Regions from separate parts of the Homo sapiens genome. Here regions 1 and 3 are each linked to region 2. The links are chromatin contacts, found by Hi-C or POLR2A ChIA-PET in ENCODE. All regions are on one chromosome and are shown on one strand. Each heading gives the region's core, a stretch centred on a gene start or an enhancer-like site at or near the end of the contact. The rest is flanking DNA. Distances are from core to core; before and after follow the strand shown.

What was found. Hi-C counts contacts between places; a loop is a spot of excess contacts on that map. ChIA-PET counts read pairs that join two places held with the same protein, here RNA polymerase II (POLR2A). Pooled maps may share reads with other maps.
Region 1: a loop to region 2 is called in a pooled map, with 2.8 times the contacts of the local background. The contact joins two enhancer-like sites. A Hi-C loop is called at or near these places in 2 of 50 pooled maps. POLR2A ChIA-PET finds 5 or more read pairs at or near these places in 3 of 52 experiments (BJ, activated T-cell and naive thymus-derived CD4-positive, alpha-beta T cell).
Region 3: a pooled map of gastrocnemius medialis shows a loop between it and region 2 (4-fold over the local background). The contact joins two enhancer-like sites. A Hi-C loop is called at or near these places in 5 of 50 pooled maps. POLR2A ChIA-PET finds 5 or more read pairs at or near these places in 2 of 52 experiments (activated naive CD8-positive, alpha-beta T cell and naive thymus-derived CD4-positive, alpha-beta T cell).

What each region holds. Positions count from the first base shown.
Region 1 is chr21:37,451,126-37,454,339 of GRCh38, forward strand. All of the region lies in intron 2 of DYRK1A (dual specificity tyrosine phosphorylation regulated kinase 1A), which reads left to right. Among named protein-coding and RNA genes, the nearest start is that of KCNJ6-AS1, 66 kb to the right of the region's middle. RefSeq lists an enhancer at 25-576. Within about 2 kb of position 1,265, at least 10 of the 41 ENCODE cell types and tissues checked have a DNase peak (open chromatin) inside an H3K27ac peak, as active enhancers do.
Region 2 is chr21:37,336,889-37,340,466 of GRCh38, forward strand. No RefSeq gene overlaps it. Among named protein-coding and RNA genes, the nearest start is that of DYRK1A, 28 kb to the right of the region's middle. Within about 2 kb of position 2,188, at least 19 of the 41 ENCODE cell types and tissues checked have a DNase peak (open chromatin) inside an H3K27ac peak, as active enhancers do.
Region 3 is chr21:37,219,428-37,222,649 of GRCh38, forward strand. It overlaps DSCR9 (Down syndrome critical region 9), which reads left to right. Exons shown (of 3, transcript NR_026719.2): 3 at 811-2,309. Among named protein-coding and RNA genes, the nearest start is that of DSCR9, 13 kb to the left of the region's middle. RefSeq lists an enhancer at 1,463-1,612. Within about 2 kb of position 1,889, at least 38 of the 41 ENCODE cell types and tissues checked have a DNase peak (open chromatin) inside an H3K27ac peak, as active enhancers do.

The DNA of each region.
Region 1 (3,214 bases), core at 15-2,514, 110 kb after region 2:
TGTACAGTTGTGCAGTGTTTTAAGCTGTTATTACAAAAGAATCCAAAAGTTAAAAAAAGATTAAAAAGTTATATAAAGTAGGCTAAAGTTAATTTATTACTGAAGAAAACAAGTTTTAAAATAAATTAGTGTAGCTTAAATGTACAATGTCTATAAAGTCGACCGTAGTAGACGGTTTAATGTCCTAGGCCTTTGCATTCATTCACTCATCTCTCTTCCTCTCCGTCCCTCCATCCCTCCCTCCCTCCATCCCTCCCCCACCCATTGCAACTTCCAGTCCTGCAAGCTCCATTCCTGTAAACGCCCACACAAGTGATCTTTTATATCATATTTTTATTGTACCTTTTCCATGCCTATAGCACAAATAATGAGGGTTACAGTTGCCCTCATTATTCAGCACGGCTGAACAGGTTTGCAGCCTAAGAGCAGTAGGCTCTACCGTCTAGCGTGGGCGTGCAGTAGGCTCCACCGTCTAGCGTGGGCGTGCAGTAGGCTCCACCGTCTAGCGTGGGCGTGCAGTAGGCTCCACCGTCTAGCGTGGGCGTGCAGTAGGCTCCACTGTCTAGCGTGGGCGTGCAGTGTATACTCAGTGATGTTCTCACAACCATGAAATCGCCTGACAGTGAATTTCTTAGAACATATCCTCATGGTTAGGTGACAGGTAAGTGTTCTGAGGGAAGAATGGAGTAGGGGACCAGTTCCCTGTAAGATTCTGAGAACGTTTCTTAGCATGACATTTGATCCTGGGTCTTGAAGTTTGAGTTGAAGACTTCTAGGAGGAGAAAATAGGAGGGCGGGGATAGCATGCTAGTTGGAGAGAAGAGTTGCTGAAGAGAAGAGCGAAGAGCTGCTGAAGAGCACCATTGAAGAATGGTGAGAAGGTCGGTGCAGTTAAGGGAAAGGATGTCATGGAGGGGACAGGATGGAGAGAAATGGTGGGAAATAAGACGAGAGGTGTAAACACTTAACCTGGGTACTCTGGGTATTTAAAGTATTGTGAAGTATTGATTTTGAGCTTTTTTTTTTTTTGGTTGTGGACATGAACTTTGACAGCAGTAGGGGGAATACACTGAGGGAGGGCATGGAGCCTGGATAAGGAGCAGTTATTGTAGGGGATTCCCCTGGCCCCTTTCTGGATTAAGATCTTGACAGAGCATGGAAATAAGCAGCTGGATTCATGAGACATTCCAGAGGCCAAAGTCACAGAATGTAGTTAGATTGAGGGGGATTGAGGTAAAGGGGGTGGGGAGGTGGAAGTAAGAGAGCGAATAAGATTGAGGTTTCTAGCTTGAGTGGATGGATGGGTGGAGATGCCGTTTATAGAACTGGGTCAAACTTGGCGCTACTGCCTGCTCCCCAGCCTGTGCAGACACAGTTAAATATAGCATGCCGTGCTTTCCAGCTGAGGCTTGAGTTAGCTTTGGAATCTTTTCTATAGCAGTGAGTGCTCCAGACAGCCACTGCCAATCTATTTGAGTTTGTACTGGAGAGGAAACCTATTTGCCTTCCCTGTCATAGGAGATGGGGAGGGGAAGGGAAGGGGAGCAGGGAGAGGAATCCCACCCACACTAGTCCCTCTTTTCCCTGCGCTCTTTTCTTCAGAACACATCATTTTCTGATCTCACACTCCCGTTTTTTTTTTTTTTTTTTTTGCTTGAGGATTCTTCTGTGCCCAGCAAAATACAAACTCCAGGAGGCCTGAGATTTGGCCCATAATTTTTGCATTTATGCCTTTAATGTTAAGAGCGTTGTCTGGAACAGCACTGCCAATAGAAATGTAAGCCACTTATGTAATTTAAATTTTTCTAGGAGCCACATTTTTAAAAAAGTAAAAAGAGGCCTGGAGTGGTGGCTTACGCCTATAATCCCAGCATTTTGGGAGGGCAAGGCAGGTGGACTGCTTGAGGCCAGGAGTTCCAAGGCTGCAGTGAGCTATGCTTGCACCATTGCACTCCAGCCTGGGTGACGAGGGAGAGACCCTGTCTCTTTAAAAAGAAAAAAGTACAAAGCAACAGTAAAATTAAACTTAAATATATTTTAATTTACCTGGTGTTTCCAAAACCTATTATTTCAATTTATAATAAAAAAAATTGAGGTATTTTACATTTTATGTTGCTAAGTCCTTAATCTTGTTTTTTCCATTTATAGCACATCTTAATTCTTTGTAGCTACATTTCAAGTATTCAGTAGCCACATATGACTATTGTTGACTGCATTGGACGGTGCAAGTCTAGAATATAGTAGGGGCTCAGTAGATGTTTGTTGAATGAATGAAGGAGAGGAAGATGAGTTGGTTGTTAAAGGTTGATTGTAGAATCGAGGAAGGGTTTTGTTCTCACAGTGAGGCAGGAGCATATTTTTATGTTTAAGACAGAGCTGGGAGAGAGAGAGGCGGAGATAACAGAAGTCAGCACGTGACTGATGGAGGAAAGCCCGAGCAGGTGTTTGGTCCAGGGGTCTGCAGCCAGGTAGATGGGAGGAGAGATGCCTTGCTAGTTACTTCCCTGAAGGATAATCTTCAGTTACATTTTAAGAGACTTAACTCCAGTTTGTTTGGCATAAACTTCTCATTGAAATGTATTATAACTCTTCCTTCCCCACATTTTAGGTGCTGGTTAGTTGAGGGTCATTTTTAAAGTCTTAAGGTGTTTCCCTAGTGACTTAACAAAAGAAAGGAAAATAAAAGCCTCTTTTTTTACGTACAAAATAGGAAAAGTCTTATTGGTGTATCTCAACATCTTTACTTTGGTATCACTCAGCTAGAAAAATAAGTACTTTCTATACTAAAAATTGATTTACTGAATCTGATTTTTAGCATTATTATATTTGGAGTTGTATAAATTATATATTTTGCAGTCAATATAAAATAAGGTTATTTTCCCCACTGTTGTCCCTCAGTCTTTACATACTTGAGTCCTCAATCTCCTACATTGTCTTTCATATTATGAGATGTAGTCTCCTTTTTTTTTTTTTTTTTTTTTTTTTGAGACAAGGTCTCACTGTGTTGCCCAGGCTGTAGTGCAGTAGTGTGATCACAGCTCACTGCAGCCTCGACCTCCTGGGCTCAAACGATTCTCCTACCTCAGCCTGCCAAATAGCTGGGACTATAGGCGTGCGCTACCATGCCTGGCTGATTTTTAACGTTTTTGTAGAGATGGGATCTCTCTGTGTTGCTCAGGTTGGTCTTTTAACTCCTGGGCTCAAACCATCCTTC
Region 2 (3,578 bases), core at 938-3,437:
AGCCCAGGTGTTCGAGAGCAGCCTGGACAACATGGCGAAACCCCGTCTCTACCAAAAATACAAAGATTAACTGGGCGTGGTGGCACATGCCTGTAGTCCCAGCTACTCAGGTGACAGGCGGGAGGGTCACCTGAGCTTGGGAGGTCGAGGCTGCAGTGAGCCATGATTGTGCCTCTGCACTACAGTCTGGGTGACAGAGTGAGACCCTGTCATAAATAAATAAATAAATAGTGAGTTGAACCCATTCACATTTAATATAGTTACTGATTTCTGATATTTTATGTTTTTTATTACATTGTTCTCTTTATTATTTCTTTTACTTTCTTATTTCCTAGGATTTTTTTTTTATACACTGAATTTTCTTTTTTTAAAACTCTCTTCTGGTTGTTTGAAAAGTTATACGTACTATTTCTTTTTTTTTCTTTTTTTTTTTTTTTAGAGATGGGATCTTGCTATGTTGCCCAGGTTGGCCTTTGAACTCCTGGCCTCAAGGGATCCTACTCCGTCAGCCTCCAGAGTAGCTGAGACTACAGGTGCACCCCACGGAGCTGGGCTTTCTTCCTATTTGTCTATTTTCAGGTAAAGGCTCATGTTCCTTGAACACCTGCTATGTTCCAGCCCCTATGCAGACCTTTTTATATTGATGATCTCATTTAATCCTTACGACAGCCCTATGAGGTTGCTCCTATTTTTAAAAATAAACTTTATATTTTAGAATAAATTAATTTTAAATTAGAATTAACTTAGAATTATTTAGAATAAATATTTTTACTTTAGAGTAATGTTTTTAGGACTTAGATTCTAAAAAGAAAAAGGAAAGTGCTGTAGGCAGTACAGAGAGTTTCTGTTTACTCTACACCTAGTACACCCAGTTTCCTTTAGTATTCATAGCTTCCATGGATATGGTATGCTTGCCAAAATTAATGAACCAATAGTGACACATTTTATTAGCTAAAATCTGTAGTTTATGCACATTTCCCAGGTTTTTGTCAAAATTTTACAATCTGTGTCAACATACCACACGACATCAGCCTCCTGTCTCCCTTAGGTTCTTGTTGGCTATGACAGTTTCTTTGTTTCGATGACCTTGGCAGTTTAGAGGAGATGGCCTTTAATTTAATAAGACCTTTTAAACATCTTTCTCCATAAACATTTAGAATGAATCAGTATCCATAATTTTTCCCTCTGGAATAAGATAAGATCTTAAACATCTCATGCTTTGTAGGAATAATCTAAAATTTCAGTTCCAATTGAGCAATAAAATTCTTTCTACATTTCTCTTTCTCTTTAAAATAGTTTCTTAAATGTCTTAATCTTAAGATCTCAGTATAAATTTTATCAGTTTATTTATATTTGTTACCACTTTTTCATGTTTTGAATTTAATTATCTTTCTTGAATTACTTTTTCCCCCCCGAAGGAAATATTTTCAGAAAGGATGGTTGGGTGATAAACTTTCTGAGCCCTTCATGGTCAAGCTTTTCTTATTTGCAACATGGAGATCAAAATACCTATCCCACAGAATTGCTGAAGATGAACGAATTCATACTTTTAAGCTTTTAGCAGAGTTCACCATATAAGCAATCAATAAATGTTAGCTCTTGTTACTATTACAATGAGCACATATTATTTTGTAATTATAAGGAAAACTATGCACGGACGCACGCAAGGAAGGAGGGATAGTGGTAAAGAAGGTGATAATACGGAAAGTGATGTGACAGAATGGAAGAGCAGGTGACATAACCACTATTTTCAGCTTGGTAAATGTGGAAAAGTCCTGAGCATTTCTGCCAACCAGCTTAACCTGGGCTATGCTGTCATCCATGGTCCAGACAGCCACGTGGGTGTTAGAAGCCACATGGCCCATCTGTCTCCTCTGAGGTCACTGGAGTTTATCAGCTGTTGTGTACCCTTAGCATGAGTCAGGAGGGTTCTGGGAAAATGTCTTTCTAGTTGAAGGACTGGCAATTCAGTTCAAAGATTAATAAACACAAAATAACACTTGAGAAGCATGTGTCATGTCAAATGCAGAACGTGTGTTCCAGAGGGAGGAACAAAACACGAGTGCTCTCTAAACAGACCAAAATTTCTTCAATTGATTCTTTGCTATTCATGAGCAAGGGAGGGAGAACAAATTGTTATGCCTGACACCAGATTTCAGGCCTGGAATTTTGTAGTGTGATTCATGCAGCTATATTTAATATTTGCAGAGTCATCCAGTAACCCCTGTCAGAGCCCAGGGAAGCCTTCACCCTGGGGCAACTCCCTTCTCCACCATCCATGCACTGCTTAGGGATCCTTGTAGGACGGTCTTGGTATGACGTATCATTCCTCGCATGCTTGAATGGCAGTTGTGTCTCCATAAACACCAGTGCCGGCCAAACACAGCCAGGTCTTTCATGTCAATTTAGGAATGTGTTGCCCTCATAAAGATAAGGCATTTAGTGCTCTTGACCTTGTTAAAGGTCTGTGACTGGCTCAGAATTTTTAATACCCGGGGAGTAGTGCGGAGGCGCGGTGGGGGATGGACTCTAGTTGTTTCCTGTGCTCAGGGTAGAATCCTGGAACCTGAGTTGCCAAAAAAAAAAAAAAAGAAAAGAAAAGAAAAAAAGGAAAAGAAAAATTGGATCATTAAGTTAGGATATTATGTTTAAATCTTATAATGTACTTGTAAATGTTGATGGCATAATATGTAAGTAACAAAAGACATGGCTTCATCAATTTCTACTTTAAAAGCTTTCACAGGAAAGAGATAAAGAATAATGTGGCTAATAAATGACATGCTGATAAAGTATTAAAAAGAACAGAACACTTCTGATGGCTTCACACTCTGGAAGGATGGGAAATAAGCAAACGCAAAATAAAACAGCTGGGTAGACTCAAAGGAAATAAAAAAGGGGTTTCCCCCACCCCTGTACATTCCCTCAAATAGGAGCTAAAAAGGAAAATAAAATTGCACCAAACCATGAGAGGGGAACATTTAAGCATTCTAATATTGTAAATAGACATTCAGGCTGAGTTTTCCATCCAAAAGCTAGGACAGGAAATAAATCCTTAAGCATAACTAAGAGACTAATAAGGAAATATTTTCAGGGGTTTAAAGCAAATAGTTTTTTTAATGCAAAAACAACATAATCAAGACATATTATCACATGTCATATATGACAGCAAATATGCTTACCAGGCTTCTTCCAAGAGCAAATGAGATAAAAGTACTTTGAAACCATAAAACGTTATGCAAATGTGCAGTGATATTAGCGTTATTTGGGAAAATAAAAGCACTGGGCTTCTCCCTTTTCCTGTTTCTCATTCCTTTTATTTACCTTAAAATACAAGTTTATTTCTTCTCAATATACCTGAGGAGTTGCCTAGTAGGAAATGGAACACACACAAAATCCGGCTTTTTCTTCCTGTCTTATTGTTCGTTTGTCACAATATTTGTTTTTCCTGGTTGTTGTTTAAAAATTGTTATGGAAAATTTCAAACAGACATCAAGTTAGAGAGAATTTGATCATGAACGTCATGTCCTCATCCCTCAGACTCTACATGTGTTATTAGCTTTTTGGCCAGTCTTATTCCA
Region 3 (3,222 bases), core at 639-3,138, 120 kb before region 2:
GTATTGTGAGGTCATTCACTAAAGGACATTTCAGTCCTTTGAATGGGTCTGGAACATACCCTAGTATTTTTACTCTACATAGAAGAAATCAGTCCTAGAATATAATTAGATCGGACTTTCTGGTCCTTTAATCACTCGCCTCCTTCCTAAACTGGATCCAGCTGCAAATGATTGCGTTAGTCTCAGGACTTCATTTTCATTTGACTCAGCTGATCAAAACTGAGACCATTCTGAGGCAGGAGAATAGGGTCTGGAGGCAGTAAACCTAAGCCCAATTCACGCTGACTTCCTAGAACTAAATCAAAAGGAAAACCCCAACTTTCCACATCCAAGTAACAAAAGGACCAGAGGCTACTCCCTCTGCAACCCCCCTTTTTCCACGTGGCAGATAAACTCTAAGTACCTTTGATTGGTCCCCTCCCACAGCCAATGAGGCTGTTCACAGGTCAAGACTTCATTTGCATGGGAGTATAACTTTGTAACTTCAGCCTCTGATTGGTTGCTTTCTGCAACTAATCAGATGTTTGCATAGGGTATAGCTTTATAACTTCGCTTCAGCCTCTGGTTGGTCCTCTCCTGCAACCAATCAGACTGATTATGGTCCACTACTTCATTTACACAAGGTGTACACCAAGTAACCAATGGGAAACCTCTACAGGGTATTTAAATCCCAGAAAATTGTGTCACCGGGCCCTTCAGCCTCATGGGCTGCTCCCACCTTGTGGGTGTACTTTCATTTTCAACAAATCTCTGCTTTTGTTGCTTCCTTCTTTCCTTGCTTTGTGTGTTTTGTCCAATTCTTTGTTCAAGAACGCCAGGGTGACGTAACAATTCAAACCATGAAGAGGTAACAGAGCCCTTCGCGCGTCTCAACACGTGGTGACGCAGCTAATAACCTGTGATGCATACATGGGAACAAATGCATAGAAAAACTTGTCAATGACACGGCAAAGTAAAACCCAAATGAAGCGAGGTGAAAGAATGGGCTGCAGCGCAGGCAAAACTGCACCACGTTACAGACTGCTCGCCTGGGATGGAACGGTGGGGAGGTGCGCAGACGGATGGACAAGCGCCTGGCAAAATGGATTTCTTTTCCTAGACTGCTAATGCTACTAACAGTTCCCTCCTCACAGGGTCGCTATAACGAGGTAACATACAGCACTTAGAAGACGGCCTGACCCAGAATAACACTAATGTTCACATGGCTGCGAGTCTCAGACCAAAATCAATAGCCGGTATCTACTGAAACTGCAGCAAGGCGAAACCACGGGAATGGCGCTCCGTTGAGTAGAGCAACGCACAGCACATCACATCGCATCCTCCGTAGCGGGAGGCTCTGGCCTCACCGCAGCGGCACTTCCCGGAAGAGCCCAGGATATTCGGGGACCCGCACCGGACAGGCGGCCCAGGCCCCCTGGCGCCCAGCTGGCCGCCCTGTTGCAGCTCTCATGCCAAGACCTGCGCCTAACGGCAGGGATTCCGGCGGTCATCATTTATTCTTGGCGCTAAGCTGCCGCTTCTCTTTTTTATCACCACAGAGTAACGCAGACCCCACCGTTTCCTTCCATTCTGAGCCAACCACTCCAGCAGCCACCGGGGCGCCAGGTTATGCTGGGGCTGCACCACCCGGCCCGAGGCTTTTGAAGCCACGCCTGAGCGCGGAGGATGGGCAGGATTTGCCCCGTGAACTCCCGCGCACGCAGGCTCCGCGCGAGGCCCGGGCGCCCGAGCGGCGATTCCCTCCCCTATCACCAGCTCCAGGGTGGTGCCCCCCGGCTGTGGAGCCCAGACCCCGGCCGTCCAGCAGCGTATAGACGAGCCCATGTCTGCGATGTAACTGCACCGCGCTGGGGATCCACCTCCCGCCAGGGTGAGGGCGCCGTCCTCCAGCGTATGCTAGGCAGGCGCGCCCCGCCCTCCTGGTCACGTGACCACGCCTACAGCCGAAGAGGATGGGAAAATGCGGCCCTGTTCCTGAACAGGAAGCGGAAGCAGGAAGGAACTGAGAACACCAGCATCTGCTGCCGCCCTGAATCAGCGTTAGCATGTGGAGGCAACCTCAGCCCCCAGTTTTTGAAGAAGGTGATTCAGATTCAGACACAGGAATTATGGTGACGGTAGAAATGGACTGGAAGGTTCGTTCCCCTTGCCCACCAAGACTCCAGAGCAGGTGGGTTCTTGATGTCTACTCTGCATGAAGCCCTGGGCTTTCCGGCCCTCCCTACTTTTCCTCCGAATTCACAGCACAGCGGAGCCAAAATGTATTCCTGCCAAAACGGGCATTTCCCAAAAGAAAATATTGTTTTAGATTCATTGTTCACAGCCTCTTTTTTTTTGTTGTTCATTTGAAGCAATTTTTCTTTTTTATTATTATACTTTAAGTTTTAGGGTACATGTGCACAGTGTGCAGGTTAGTTACATATGTATACATGTGCCATGCTGGTGCGCTGCACCCACTAACTCGTCATCTAGCATTAGGTATATCTCCCAATGCTATCCCTCCCCCTCCCCCCACCCCACAACAGTCCCCAGAGTGTGATGTTCCCCTTCCTGTGTCCATGTGTTCTCATTGTTCAGTTCCCACCTATGAGTGAGAATATGCGGTGTTTGGTTTTTTGTTCTTGCGATAGTTTACTGAGAATGATGATTTCCAATTTCATCCATGTCCCTACAAAGGACATGAACTCATCGTTTTTTATGGCTGCATAGTATTCCATGGTGTATATGTGCCACATTTTCTTAATCCAATCTGTCATTGTTGGACATTTGGGTTGGTTCCAAGTCTTTGCTATTGTGAATAATGCCGCAATAAACATACACGTGCGTGTGTCTTTATAGCAGCATGATTTATAGTCCTTTGGGTATATACCCAGTAATGGGATGGCTGGGTCAAATGGTATTTCTAGTTCTAGATCCCTGAGGAATCGCCACACTGTCTTCCACAATGGTTGAACTAGTGTACAGTCCTACCAACAGTGTAAAAGTGTTCTTATTTCTCCACATCCTCTCCAGCACCTGTTGTTTCCTGACTTTTGAATGATCGCCATTCTAACTGGTGTGAGATGGTATCTCATTGTGGTTTTGATTTGCATTTCTCTGATGGCCAGTGATGATGAGCATTTTTTCATGTGTTTTTTGGCTGCATAAATGTCTTCTTTTGAGAAGTGTCTGTTCATATCCTTCACCCACTTGTTGATGGGGTTGTTTTTTTCTTGTAAATTT